Regions from separate parts of the Homo sapiens genome. Here regions 2 and 3 are each linked to region 1. The links are chromatin contacts, found by Hi-C or POLR2A ChIA-PET in ENCODE. All regions are on one chromosome and are shown on one strand. The core of a region is the stretch at or near the end of the contact, and the rest is flanking DNA. Distances in the headings are between cores, read along the strand shown.

What was found. Hi-C counts contacts between places; a loop is a spot of excess contacts on that map. ChIA-PET counts read pairs that join two places held with the same protein, here RNA polymerase II (POLR2A). Pooled maps may share reads with other maps.
Region 2: a loop to region 1 is called in a pooled map, with 2.9 times the contacts of the local background. The contact joins two enhancer-like sites. A Hi-C loop is called at or near these places in 1 of 50 pooled maps. POLR2A ChIA-PET finds 5 or more read pairs at or near these places in 2 of 52 experiments (PC-9 and activated B cell).
Region 3: a loop to region 1 is called in a pooled map, with 2.3 times the contacts of the local background. The contact joins two enhancer-like sites. A Hi-C loop is called at or near these places in 2 of 50 pooled maps. POLR2A ChIA-PET finds 5 or more read pairs at or near these places in 2 of 52 experiments (GM12878 and Panc1).

Annotation. Positions count from the first base shown.
Region 1 is chr2:97,909,274-97,914,008 of GRCh38, forward strand. All of the region lies in intron 2 of TMEM131 (transmembrane protein 131), which reads right to left. It also overlaps the pseudogene RNU7-96P. Among named protein-coding and RNA genes, the nearest start is that of TMEM131, 84 kb to the right of the region's middle. Within about 2 kb of position 2,263, at least 2 of the 41 ENCODE cell types and tissues checked have a DNase peak (open chromatin) inside an H3K27ac peak, as active enhancers do.
Region 2 is chr2:98,278,330-98,283,064 of GRCh38, forward strand. All of the region lies in intron 22 of VWA3B (von Willebrand factor A domain containing 3B), which reads left to right. Among named protein-coding and RNA genes, the nearest start is that of CNGA3, 66 kb to the right of the region's middle. RefSeq lists an enhancer at 1,872-2,372. Within about 2 kb of position 2,544, at least 3 of the 41 ENCODE cell types and tissues checked have a DNase peak (open chromatin) inside an H3K27ac peak, as active enhancers do.
Region 3 is chr2:98,251,209-98,255,943 of GRCh38, forward strand. The region is part of intron 20 of VWA3B (von Willebrand factor A domain containing 3B); the gene reads left to right. Among named protein-coding and RNA genes, the nearest start is that of CNGA3, 93 kb to the right of the region's middle. Within about 2 kb of position 2,434, at least 2 of the 41 ENCODE cell types and tissues checked have a DNase peak (open chromatin) inside an H3K27ac peak, as active enhancers do.

The DNA of each region.
Region 1 (4,735 bases), core at 1,013-3,512:
AAACAGCACATGTGAAGGCCCTCATAGAGAGCAGAGGTTGGTATGTTCAAGAAACAGATGGCAGGTCTCTCTGCTGGAGCTGGGAGAGAAGGAGAAAATGAGACTGGAGGGCTAAGCAGAGGCCAGATAATGCTCTGCCTTGTAAGGAAGTCATGGGAAGAAGTTTGGTCTACTTTAGGTTTTAAAGATAAGGAAGATGAGAAAAAGTAGGAAGTTGGAGGCAACAGCTGTAGTTCAGGTGATGAAGAAATGGAAGTTCTTATTGATGTACGAGAAAATGCCAATGCTATAAGGAATACCATCAGTGAACTTATCCCAAAAGGTTATCTGCTACATCAAAATGAGAAAAAACAGCATTATTTTTTCCCAATAATATATATTATTTTGAAATAGTATTTTGGAGACTGTTTATGCAGAAAATGTGGCAGATGTAGAAAACTGTCCTAATTTTTTCAAGATGCGTACTAGGTAAAGTGTAAGGGTGTCCTTAATTTTCTTTGAGATGTCTTGGCAAAATAATTTGTGTGTGTGGGGAGGTGTATGGATAAAGCAAACACAGCAAAATGGTAATAACCGTTGAGTCTGGGTGGTAAATGAGTTGGTATTGGTTGAGCTCTTCTATTTTCTGTAAAGAAAAATTTCTTTAACTTTTTATTATGAAAATTACATCTATTCCCCATGCAGTGGGAGAAAATATTTATAAATCAAATATCTGATGAGATTAATATCTAGAATATATCAAGAACTCCTGCAACTCAATAACAGAAGAACAACCAAACTAAAAGGTGGGCAAAGGACTCAAACATTTCTCCAAAGAAAATACACAAATGGCCAGTAGGCACTTTAAAAGATGCTCAACATCACTAACCATTAGGGAAATGCAAATCAAAACCACAATGATACCACTTCATACCTGTTTGGATGACTACTATTTAAAATTTTAAAAAGAAAATAAGGATCTTTGGCAAGGATGTGGTGAAACTGGAACCTTTGTGCACTGTTAGTGTGAATATTAAAATGGTGTAGCCACTATGGAAAACAGTATTGTGGTTCCCAAAAAAATTAAACATAGAATTACCATACGACCCGCAATCCCACTTCTGTGTATATACCCTAAAGAACTGAAAACAGGGGCTCAAAAAGATACTGCATGAACCCACATTCACAGCAGTATTATTCACAACCATTAAGGGGTAGAAGCAACCCAAATGCCCATTGACAGGTGAACAGATAAACAAAATGTGATTTATACATACAAGGGAATACGATCCAGTCTTAAAGAGGAAGAAAATTCTGACACATGCCACAACAATGTAAAAGCGTTCCTATTTCTCCACATCCTCCCCAGCATCTGTCGTTTCCTGACTTTTTAATGATTGCCATTCTAACCGGTGTGAGATGGTATCTCATTGTGGTTTTGATTTGCATTTCTCTAATGACCAGTGATGATGAGTTTTTTTTTCTTATGTTTGTTGGCTGCATAAATGTCATTATTTCTGAGGCCTTTGTTCTGTTCCATTGGTCTACATACCTGTTTTGGTACCAGTACCATGTTGTTTTGGTTACTATAGCCTTGTAGTATAGTTTGAAGCCAATTTCTTACAAAGTTAAACATACACCTACCATATGACCAAATCACTCCACTCCTAGATATATGCCCAAGAGAAACAAAAGCATTTGTCCGTACAATGAATGGCTTGTACATAAATGTTCGTAGCAGCTTTGTTACAGCTCAGTATTGGAACAGCCCAAATTTCCACCAGCCCAAACTTCCACGTATCCAGGTGAACAGACACATGAGTTGTGTTATATCCGTACAATGGAATACGACTCAGCAATAAAAAGAATAAGCTATTGATATACAAAACAACACAGATTAATCTCAAAATAATTATGCTGAGTGGAACAACCCAGACCCTCAAAAAAGTACATTCTGTATGACTCCATTTATATAAAGTGTTTTAAAATGTAAACTTCCTGACAGTGACAGAAAGCAGACTGGTGGTTGCCTAAAGATAAGGAGCGTAAAGGGATTACCAAGGGGCACAAGTAGACTTTTAAGGGTGACACGTATGTCCATTATCTTGATTGTAGTAATAATTTCACAGGTACATAATTATGCCAACTTTTTAAATTACATAATTTAAACACATGCAGTTTATTGTATGTCATTTATACATCAATAATGGTTATGACAGAATTCTAGAGCATGAGAAGCTATGGTCTCACATGAAGTCTACAGAAAAGGAACTCAGGACGTGTATCACTCATGTGCACTTTCTTGAGGAGAAAAAAATTATCATGAAGACAGAATCTGACCACTGAAATTACTCATACGAAGACTCACAAATGAGGAAGCTGTCTTGTGAAAGATAAGCAGATACTCAATGCAAAGGATCTGTGGAAATAAAGTTAGAAAATCAGAAAATAAATATTGTTTTTGAAGTATATGCCACAAAACAGAAAAATAATCATTTAACTGTAATAAACAAGAATAAAAATCTCAGAACATGCCAACACATCCTTAAGTGTTATGAGAATAAGGAAGATCACAATAGACACTATTTTGTTTCTGAAGCAATTTGAGAAATAAAGGCATAAACATATCTTAAAAGTATATCTGAAAATTGAGCCCCATTATCAAGAGATTAAAAACAAAACAAAAGCCAATATGAATGCATAAAAAGCAGATGGAAAAGATTAAACACATCTACAGTGAGACTAAATAAGATAAACTCAACTGTTTATATAAAGACAAAAGGATTGCATCAAACAACTGGAACCTAACTATAACAATTTAATACAAAATGCAGAAATGTCAAAGGTCAGAGAATGGGCAAAAATAAACACTGAATAAGGATAAAAACAGGCAAATAAGGATTACAACATTAATAACTTTACAATGTAAAGATACATAAAAACTGTTATAATTCGACAGTGAAAAGGAAAAAAGGAAATGGGAAAACCAATGTTGTGACTGAAATGTAAGCAAAGGGCAAGAAGACAATTCACTAAAGAAAAATAAATGGCCAATAACCATATGAAAAAGATGATCAACCTCAGTAGACAGTAAAGCAATCTCTAGAGGACAGGGAAATTCCATAGTTTGCCATTTGACTGGCAGGGACCTTTGAACCTCATGAATTCACATCCAGAGATAAGGGTCTATTAAGAGTACTCAGAGCCCTAGAAAATGCCCATGCCATGCATTTTTTTAATCTTCTATCAAATATAAGACACTCCTACAATGTTTCAAAGGCAATTTCACTGAATCACAGAAACTTTAGTGATTCTTAACTCACTGCAAATTCTCTTCACCACATCTCTTTAGAACAGACAAGATATAACAGGGGTGTTCTTTCACCTCAGGTGTTAAGGAAAATATGTATATGCATGTGAGTTTGGAGACACCTTTCCTACCTCCCCATCCCCAAATTCTTTGGTCTTTCGGTACCTTCCCACCCATGCTTCTGTCATACTTAAGGACTTCAGCTTCAACCTCGCTCCTCACTAGGGTGCAGATTCCAAATAATCTGAGCACAGCTTCTCTCAGAATGCACTCCCAACTCCAAAAGGGGATATGCGGGAGGAAAATGGACTCTTCTTCCAATCAAATAGACCAGCCTCGGCAAAAATATATGTGATATGCTTTAAAATATTATTAAATTCTTTTATAAAACGAACACATCTGATAATTTTATCCCTGTAACTCAGTGGTTCTCAACCGAGGGCAATTTTGTTTCCCTGGGGGAATTTGGCAACGTCCAGAAGCATTTCTCTGTGTGCGGGTTTTTATTAACACCAAAAAACATGCTGGACAAATTCTAAAAGAGTTAAAAAACTAAGAGGCATTTTTGTTTGTCGCAAATCAGGGGGCCACTAACATTAAGTGTGTAGAGTCCGGCCTGCTGCTAAACACCCGGTAATGCACAGGACGCTCTTTCTTCTACCCTACAACCAATTATCTGGTCCAAAACGTACACAGGCCAAGACTGAACATCGTACTACAACCTCAATTTTATAGAGATATCAATAATTTAGATGTTCATTTGTAATAACATCTCCTTGCCTTTTAATTCAAAGTGCGTTACTGTCTTAACTGTGTTTGTATTTCCAGTGGTCCTTGCAGTTCTTAACACACTGGAGATAAATACAGAATTCATTTTACAGATAAAGAAACTAAGCCTCTAAATGTTCTAAATTAGCAAATGGTAAGAGTTAGAATTCAAATCCTTCGATCTGGTCTAGTACTGCATTCATACAATAACCTATCCTTGACAGAACTGCATATGCCTAAAACCAACTTTTAGCTTACATGAGCTGAAGTTGGCTATATTATTGCTAACAAATTTTAAGATGGCCATACTTTTATACTGCATTATTGTTAAACAGAAGATTTAATCTTGTTAGAAAAATAAAATGAAATTCACTTCAGAATGAGGTACGTGGCAGTTGTGCACACGGCATGGATGCTTAGAAATAAGACAAGGTCTGCACACCCTAGAATTTAAGCTTCTTGATGGTACAGGCAGCACATGCACACAAACCCGTGGTACCAGGAAGCCACACCAGGCGCCATTTGAGTATTACTTACATACTGGGCAGCTTTCCCCAGGGATATACCTGGGAGCCAGTTTCCTTGCAGGCGATGAGACTATGCTTCTCTGTCACCTTTAGAGACAAAATTACATACTTCCTCCAGGACTGGGTTGGGGGAAGGTAGAGGATGAGGTCT
Region 2 (4,735 bases), core at 1,294-3,793, 370 kb after region 1:
GAGTACCCACAACCCCTGGAGCCCCAGAGGGCGTGTGTTACCGTGCTCCTTTAGTGTTGCTGTCCACAGATGGCTAAGTGTTTAACTCCTTGGTGTGACAGCCCGCTGTATCCCTAGCTCTTGTTCAGCATGCAGGAAGAATCAGGTCACACGAACAAATTGAAGATGGTAAATACAGGGAATTTTATTGCTGATGAAAGTGACTCTCAGCAGGATGGAGAGCTAGAAAGGGGATGGAGTGGGAAGGTGGTCTTCCCCTGGGGTTCAGCCATCACTGGCCACACTCTTCTCTGAGGTCCCGCCATCAAGCCATCCCCCTGAAGTCAAGCTGCTTCTCAACGACGTCAGGCTGCTGCTTCTCTTTTCTCCATCTCTGCTACTCCACTGCCAGTGGAGCCTGGAGTTTTTATGGGTACAGGATGGGGGGGTGGTGTGGGCCAGAGTGGTTTTGAAAAAGGCAACATTCGAGAAGGAAAACAGGAATGTGGGTCCAGGCTTGAGAGTGGGGCCCTCACTGGGGACTGCTGCCTTCTACCCAGTATTTCCCTGCCTCCTGTCCATATCAGTGGGCAGGAAGTTAACAAGTCTGGGGTGTGCACTGGTGATGTTACCATCACACAGAAGTGATGTGTGCACATTCAGACCATGCCGTCCTCAGACAGCACTGCAGTGATGGTTTAGCATCTGGAAGTGGGACCCCTGATGGGCCTCCAGGGCATGTGGCCAGAGTGAAGCTGAAATCCCAGAGGCAGTGAGAGGATGACAAAGAGAAAATGAAGCCCTTCATTACTGTGCCACGTTTATCTAGGGGTTAGATGGGGCTTTAAGGAGAGAATCCTGCTCAGAAACACCAGTCACTGGAGGAAACTGAAAGAAGGGGGAAAATATCCCCAAACTCTATTTTCTAAGAAGTCTTCTGTCTCATGTCCTGATGTTCAGGAATGGGAAGGTGGGTGTCAACTCTGGGGATCCCTGAGGTGACAAAAACTTAGAACCAGGCTGTCTTTTCATTCTGAAGCTAAAGGCACCCTCCTCGCTGGAGATTCGGCTGGGCAGATGCCAGCACTCTCCTGCCTCTACATTTGTCTTTGTTCCCAACCATGAATTCTACCCAAGCACCCTAAACAGATCTGGGGACAGATTTGCCCTCCCTGTCTGGAGGAAGAAAACGGAGTGTAGAGGGCTTAGCAGGGGCCACTCAGGAAGCAGAATCCAATTCATTCAGCACAAGTGAAGAAACGTTAATGAAGGAACTCTTTGCAGAAGTGAAGGTCAGTCTAAGGCAGTCCGTGGGATATTGCAGGACCCCAGGACAAGCAATAGCAGGAAGCTGTTATCATCCCCAGACTTAAAGGGGCAAGGGAAGGAAAGCGTGTTCCTGGAGCCCTAGAGAGAAAGAGCAGGGAGTGGGCAGGACACCAATACCCCGGCTTCCTCCTGCCTTCTGAGCTTGGCGCGTGCCTCAAGACAGCAAAAATTAGGGAGATAGGGTGGTGTGTTCCCTGGGGGCCAGCCTCTGGGGGTACAGAGCAGGGCAAGGAAGGGCAGAGAGCAAGGGGGATGCGTGAGTGGGGGCGGAATAGCCAGCCCAGAGGAGTGGATGTCTTGAAAAGTTTTCTTAAAGACTCAGAATTCATTTGCACACCAGTCTCGTGTGAGATGTTTGTGTAAAGTAGGTGGCTGGTAGTGGTTCATACGTCAAGGCAGTGCCACGAAAGTGGCTCCCAAGTGTGGCTTTTGTTCATCTCCGGAGTAGCGGGAAATGAATAACTGTATCAGGAACGCGAAATTACAAATCCCAAGCTTTGGTGATTTCCAGATATAAATATGTAACACACTTCAAATTTTTCTCTCTTTGTTTGTTTGTGTGTTTTTTCCTAAAAGAGCAATAAGGGAATATTTCCTGAGATGACGTTGCAGGTTTACTTTCAAGATAGGGAAATAGTTTTGGATTTTTTTGTTTTTCTGTTTGGAATATAGTATATGTTTATTAGATTCCTTTGCTGCCACAAAGAAAAGAAAGAGAGAGAGAGAAAAAAAACACACAAGTTTATTTTCAGCAAAGCTTTGAGGTAGCTATTTGTTAATGTTTGACTGGAGGTTTTGCTTTCAGGGTGATTAACTGTTCTCCACACCCCGGTGCTGCCCTGGGGTCAGGGAGGGGAAGGAATGTTTCCTGGTTCGGGGATCTGTCTGTGGAAGTGTTTCTTGTGCCTCTTAGCCATTCGCACGGCACAAAGCGCTACCAGCTGGGATGAGGCTGAGGCCAGACCGCTCACCAGGCCTGTGCCGGGCTCAGGAAGCAGCGCCTGGAGAGGGAGGTGGAAACTGCACTGGGGTTTTGGGATGCGTGTTACTGGCTGTGTGTTTTCACGAGTTATGCTATGCCCTGGGGAGGCGGGGGAAAACCTCACAAAGCACTCCTCTACATCCCTTTGGTTTTTAAGGCAAGGCTAAGTGCCTAAGACTACTGGAAAGGAAGGGGATCAAAACCCCCTTAAGCCTTGGCCGGCCAGGCAGCACTGCCAGCTTTCCCTTGAGCCCCCGCCCAGATGTGCCGTACTTGATAGCAGCTCACAAGAAGACCTTGCTGCTTCTTCAGGGCTCATGCAGGAAATTCCACTTAGAGCTTCACTTCTTTAGCACAATATTTGCCTTCTGTTAAAGTGCAAATGCCCTGGGAAGGAAGGCACTAATTCGTTTGCCATGGGCCACTCGCTCCCCGCCCCGGAGATGCTGGGCAGGAGTTTGCCACTCCTGATTTCTATTTTCCTGTAAGCTCTTTTCTCATTCTCTCTCCAGTCCATTTTTCAAAGGGATGCAGAGTCTGGATACTTTCTGGGTGGATGAAATCCCTCTAAATCTAAATGAGCGGGGAGAGAGTGAGTTCCCAAACGCTTCAGGTTAGCCCTGTCCTGTTCACCAAGGTTTTAAAGGGAGTTGAATTATTCACAGAGACAGTTTGCAAATGTCCCGGTCTTTTAATTAAGTGTCCTAGAAAGGGGAAAGGTCAGCACCTGTCTGAACCTACACACATTCCTTTGATTAGAGCAGTGACAGACTTTACATGGCCTTAAGGACAAACGTGGACAAAGAAGCATGTTGGAGCTGCTGTTACGACAATTAGGGGATTGTATATGCTGGAGTTCAATGATTTAGGGCAGGAAAAGTATTTAGTAGTGGGTGTTTTTAACAAGATTTTGAGCCAAAGATTAGTTCTAGTTAATTTGTAGAAATGTGTTCTGTACCTAGTGTAGAAGTATGCTGCTTGTTACATGGAAAATTTTAAAGCATCAAACCTTTAGTCATTTCACTATCTCCACCACCATGTCCAAGAGCATGACCTTGAAATTAAGTCACGAAATGAAAAGAGGGTCACACCATTTGGGGCCCTCGTCCATATCACCGAGATTGAATCTGACAAGGAGGTGAATTGGATTATCTGAATTTTGTAGACAAGGCTAAATCAAATTACTTAGCACACAGCATCCCTCCTGCTGGTGTCATTGCTCGTGGGACTTCCTCACTGAAACTGGTGGGCGGCTATTCTTGTGTGCCTGAGTCTAAACATATGTTGGCTTATTTGTTTGAGAGCTAGCCTTTCCTGCTGTCTCTCTATTCCCTCTGACTTTCATCACCCATGGGTTTCTTTTTAGACCTCGGTAGTTTGCATGTATTTTGTGTGCATGTATAGGCGAGGTATGGCAGAAAAGAAATGGAGTTGGGAGACGTTCTTTGACGTTAACTGTACGGCACCCCGAAGTCTTTGGCAAAATTCAAAACCAGCAGGATGTCATCTTTCTGGAACAAAGTTGTCAATATTCTGGCTGAAGGGATGGCACCTCTAGCTGCCCTGGGGAGATGTCTTTTCATCCTGGGAAGCCTATGTTCTGTTTCTGTGGGATGAACCATTATACTGAAGCTGGCCATTGTGCTTCATCTGTGGTATAGTTCAACTGACTGTGCCATGATGCAAATGAATCATCATGTAGGCCATGGTGAATAATTCCTTCCATAAAGTCCCATGCTGTGGAATCAACCAGAAATGAATTCTTGCCAATAGTAATAACAGTTGGAAACAAAGCAGAGTAAACATGAATTACTTTTTTTTTTTTTTTTTTTTTTTGAGACAAAGTCTCACTCTATCACCCAGGCTGGAGTGCAGTGGTATGATCTCGGCTCACTGCAACTTCCGCCTTCCAGGTTTAAGTAATTCTTGTGCCTCGCCTCCTGAGTAGCTGGGATTACAGGCGCACGGCACCACACCCAGCTAATTTTTGTGTTTTTTTAGTAGAGACAGGGTTTTGCCATGTTGGCCAGGCTGGTCTCAAACTCCTGGCCTCAAGGGATTCACCCGCCTCAGCCACCAAAAGTGCTGGGATTACAAGTGTGAGTCACCGTTCACAGCCAACATGAATTACTTTTACAATGTTCTTTAGTATCTGTCCTTGTCCTTTCCAGTGAACTTACAGGCGTATGAATGACTTGAAGGGGAGTGATACTTGTAACCATTTAGAAAGACATTTTCTTAGGCGTCATTTGCAGTGCTAAGAATGAATGCCATAGCATTGCTACCATTCACTGTCACCCAGGCAGGGGGAAGCTCTTCACAGAGTGAATGGCTATTCTCTATCAGAAGAATTGGGAAGTGAGTGATAACTATAGAAAAAAAGAGTTATCTGATTATTTTAGGCAACTCACCTCCCAGATTTATACCTTTAAACCCATTCTGAAA
Region 3 (4,735 bases), core at 1,184-3,683, 340 kb after region 1:
TTAAAGAAACTATCTTCCCTTTCCAATATCCATAAAAATCTCATGTTTCCATGAGATCTGTAAAGTTTTCCTTTTAGCAGAATGCATCTGATTGTTTTGGCATCTAACATTCTATAAAGTGACTAATAAAACTCGACAGTAATGAGATAATGGAAATAACGGCTTTTGTTAATTTTAAAATTACTTTTATCAAGTTCAAGATGATGATCACACACCCTTGTATCCTTGCTGAGACAGGAGACTCTGCTCACAGGCTGGTCCTTGTCCATGCTGTAATCACCTCCCTCCCCGGTCCCCAGCCCTTAATTAATCCTGGGTGCACAAACTTAATTAAACTCTGAGCATTTGGCTTCTGCAGGCCAGCCTGTCCTCGGTTCTGGGAACTGTGCAGTTGAGTTGTCATTTGCCACCATGCGGGTGGGTGAAATAAAGTTCAGGAAAGTTAACTATTGGCCCAGGCCAGCGTATGTTGGTCTGCTGTCATTTTGCAATGTGTCTAGCATGTGCTCAGTCAAACAAATATAAGGCCTGATCCTGCCCCACGAAGGATCATTCCAACGGCAGACCTTGCTCCACTGTGTCCAACCCAGGCCTCTCCAAACCCCCTTTAACGTGAGCCTCCATCGTTGCCCTCACCCGAGAGTGGAGGCCGCCTTACGAGGCTCCTCAGCAGCCTCTGTGGGCTCCTCAGTATTTCTGAATCTTTACCTGAGAGGAAAGAAGAACCAAGGATGAGCATTTCTTTGGGAAGCAGGATGAGCTATTCAAGGCTCACCCTTCCCCGTGGGTCGGAGACTTCCAGACAGGCCTTGCCTCCCAGCTCGGCTCCTCTCCGGTTATGCTGCTGTCCCCAGCTGGGTCTTTCATCGCTTCTCACCTCAGCACCAATGATCCTTCTCAGAGAGACCTCTCGGGAGCTCCTCTCAGCGCCCACCCTTCGTGTGGCCCTCAGAGCACTCACAGCTTCTGCAGGGGCGGTGGCTTGGTGACCATCTCTGCCCTCTAGGATGTCAGCTCCCAAGGCCAGGGCTCAGCCAGCCTTGCTTCCTCCTGCATACCCTATTCCTAGCAGGCGTCTGTGTGTATATGACTATTCAAATTTAATTCAAATTTTATATAATTCCATTCTTCAAATTCAGTCATTCAAAATGCCATATAACAATACCATTCACATTCTAATGTAGTTTGCTTGAATAATTCAAATATTTGAGTCCTATAATTACCCGGCCTGTGAAAGCCTGATGCAGGGCCACGAGCTAGATAGAGCTTCGTGGTCAGATGGTTCGCGGGGGTTTCCTGCTTGGTTCTGACACCAGCTCTGTTCCAGTGTGTGACAGTCGTGAGCCTCAGATTCCTTGTTCACAGAATCTATCTCACAGGTCTGTTGTGAGGATTATGTAAATGATATGTAAAGAGGAACTGATGTTCATTACTTCCCCCTTTCACTCCTGACTCTGCTGACCCTAAAATAACCATAGGTGCATGGAGTGAAATCGTCATCTGGTTCTTCCCACTGCATTGACCTTTTCCCAAGGATTTCAGGAAAGGACAGGGAGCCCCTTCCCAGGCAAAAGAGAGGCCTCCTTTCTTAGCAGCAAAACCAAAACAAACATAGTAAGTCATTTGTCCTCCTTCTTACTTTCAGTGAGTGAATCTGGAAAAGCCTTTTAGTACCCTCTAGAGAAATATTGTCACTATATTGTTATTAATTATATTAACATCAAGTTATTAATAACAATTTTAACATGATTGGTATTATTTAATAATTAAGTTACTGATTGAATTGTTATTATTTGGTATCACTAATTTGATGTTTGTATCAAGTAAATTATTTAACATTGTTATTTAATATTAATAGTAACATGAATATTATACGGAACCAAATTTCCTGATCATTTGCATTCAATTGTGTTTAAGAGTGTTGTTGGTATAAATGTCAATTTCTTTTTCCATTTTGCTTCATTTTTCTCAAGATAGTCAGAATATGAAAAGTAATTAATGACACATTTACCACCCCCATCCCCTATATAACATTTCTAAGGAGTTTTCCAACAAAGATAAGCGAGATGTAACTTTAAAAACAACCTTTGTGTAATCATAAATCCATATGTTTAAGGATGACCAGGCAAATGGAAAGCTCACAGTCCTTTGGTCAAAATAATGACATAAACTTGTTATTGGGGTCACACTTAGTGCCCATGCATGGGAGTCCTTTTGTCTCATTTTAAGAACCGAGGCAGCAATTTTGGCTTTGTGTGTCTGAGTATAAGCTTTGAGTGGATATTGCCAGGGCTGGCTGGATTCTGGAGTGATTTTTCTGTTGCTTACTTTCATTGAAAGTCTAAGGTCAAGGTCACAGCTCTCAGATCACAGAAGCAGTATCCGTTCTAGCCTGGCTTGGGGACCATGCTTAGAAACCTCTCCTTACCATCTGCAATTTGCTGGGCCGGCTGCTTCTTGGCCTTCTGAAGTGTCACTAGTTACAAGTTGCTTTGCAAATGAGTCAACTCTTGGCACAAGCTGATGTGAGAATTAGAGATACAGAAAGTTGGTGAATGCAATCCCTTAGCCAAATTTCTCTCTCCTACAAAAAACAATGAGGGAAACTTTGTTAGAAAAATCCCTGAATCATGGGGCTGGACCAGCCGCAGAGAGGCCCTCAGGTCCAGTGCCGGGCCTGAATCCCACAGGGACTCCCTCATCCCACTTGGCTTTCCTGCGGTGGCCTCCCTGGACAGTAGAGCTGTTGAAGTATTTTAGTGAAGATGGAAAATAGGGGAATAACAAAGGCTATGAAAATGTGCTCCTGGAAAAATATTTTCTAAAGAAGTGAATTAAAATTAGAGACCTGTGCTAGCAAACTGGACCCACATTTACCAATGATTACTCAGTGTTTCTAAGCCTTGCTTTTCAGAACCTGGAGGGAATAAACATTGAGCTATTCGTGATCACTTTATGTATGCATCTCACTTAATCCTCTCAAGGATTCCAAGGGCAGGTGGTGTTAGCCTTGTCTTATCAATGAGAAAACAGTTTCCAAAAGCTACGTAGCACAGGATCACACAGCAGCAAAGTGAGGACACCAAGGTTTGAACCCAGAGCCCTTACCACACTCCCAGCCTCCACACTACACTGCCTCCACTCTCTACATTTACATTTAAGGGGATTGTGAATGGGTTTTTTGTTCGTTTGCTTGTTTGTTTTTCAGAGAAGCACAAAGATACCTAAAATGCGTACTATAAATCCTTTTAACAAATCTTGGAAGCCTTAATCATTATTACCTGAATCACATGATTCAAGAAAGCCAATTTCCAAATAGGCCTCAAAGAACCAAACATCTCAAGTGAGACAGAAGCACTGAGCTGACTTATTTCCCTCTTCCCGACTCTTTTTCTATCACTTAGAGCACATTTACCTGGATCAGACACAATTTATGTGCTGTGTACACACTAGCTCAAGTCCTCATGGCGACACTAGGAGTGGAGCGGTACTACTATCCCCACTTTACCGAAAAGTTGGGCACTGGCCCAAAGCCTCACGGCAAGAAGGAGAAGAAGCCGACTGAGCTTTGGGCCCTGGAGTTGTGGCTCCGGAGTCTACCCTCTTCAGAGGCCCTGTCTGCAGACACCCTTTCTGTGTTCTTACCAGGCTCATGATGGGAGGGCAGGGCAGGAGAATGCAGCCACCCGAAATGTGTCCTCTGAGCCCTGTCCAGCTGATGCTGGGTCCAGTGGTTAGAAGAATGCCTCCTGAAGAGCAGTAGCATTCTCCTACCTCATTGTATGGAAGCAGTGTTTTTTGTTTTTGTTTTTTGTTTTTTTTTGAGATGGAGTCTCGCTCTGTCACCCAGGCTGGAGTGCAGTGGCGTGATCTCGGCTCACTGCAACCTCCACCTCCTGGGTTCAAGCTATTCTCCTGCCTCAGCCTCCTGAGTAGCTGGGAGTACAGTCGCCCGCCACCACGCCCGGCTGATATTTTTTTTTTTTTTTTTTTTTTTTTTTTTAGTACAGACAGGGTTTCACCATGCTGGCCAGGCTGGTCTCGAACTCCTGACCTCAGGTGATCCGCCCGCCTCGGCCTCCCAAAGTGCTAGGATTACAGGCGTGAGCCACTGCACCCGGCTGGAAGCAGTGTTTTTTAATGGAACATCAGCTCACAACCCTGGAGCCAGTGTTCTCTGCCCTGCAGCTCAGAAAGCCTGCTTTTGGGTAATGATGTCCTGACATGATGACACAGAACTGGGCTGGGAACTCTGAAGAAGCAACACTGATTAGTAGCCAAAAGAGCAGCTATAGCTACCCTGTAGGAACCACTAGCTTCAACCTCCTTCTTTGCTCTTGGGTCAACAGCTTCCCTCTGAAAACGCGATCAGTCTCAGCACCGCCAGCCAGCAGCTGTGGGTGAGCAAGGTGCTTCATCCAGCTGCCCCTCCTAGCAGCCTCGTTTGGAAAACAAGGCAGCCAGCCTGCTTGATCTCTAAAGTGTGTCCCAATCCTATTATTTATGACCCTGTTAAACTCTTTTGATCTGAGAATCCAGGCAGAAGAGTGTCTACAGAAAGCGAACTAAAGAGCACAGTTATGTTCCCGTAAGAAGAAAAATGGTGGGTGTTTAGAAACGACTTAAAACAGAGATAATGAAGACCAGTTTGTCAACTGCCTTTACTCAGTCTGAGTTTTACCTGGCTGAGCTGGGAACTGAGCCCTCCTTTAATATTTGACGCAATTGCCACAAA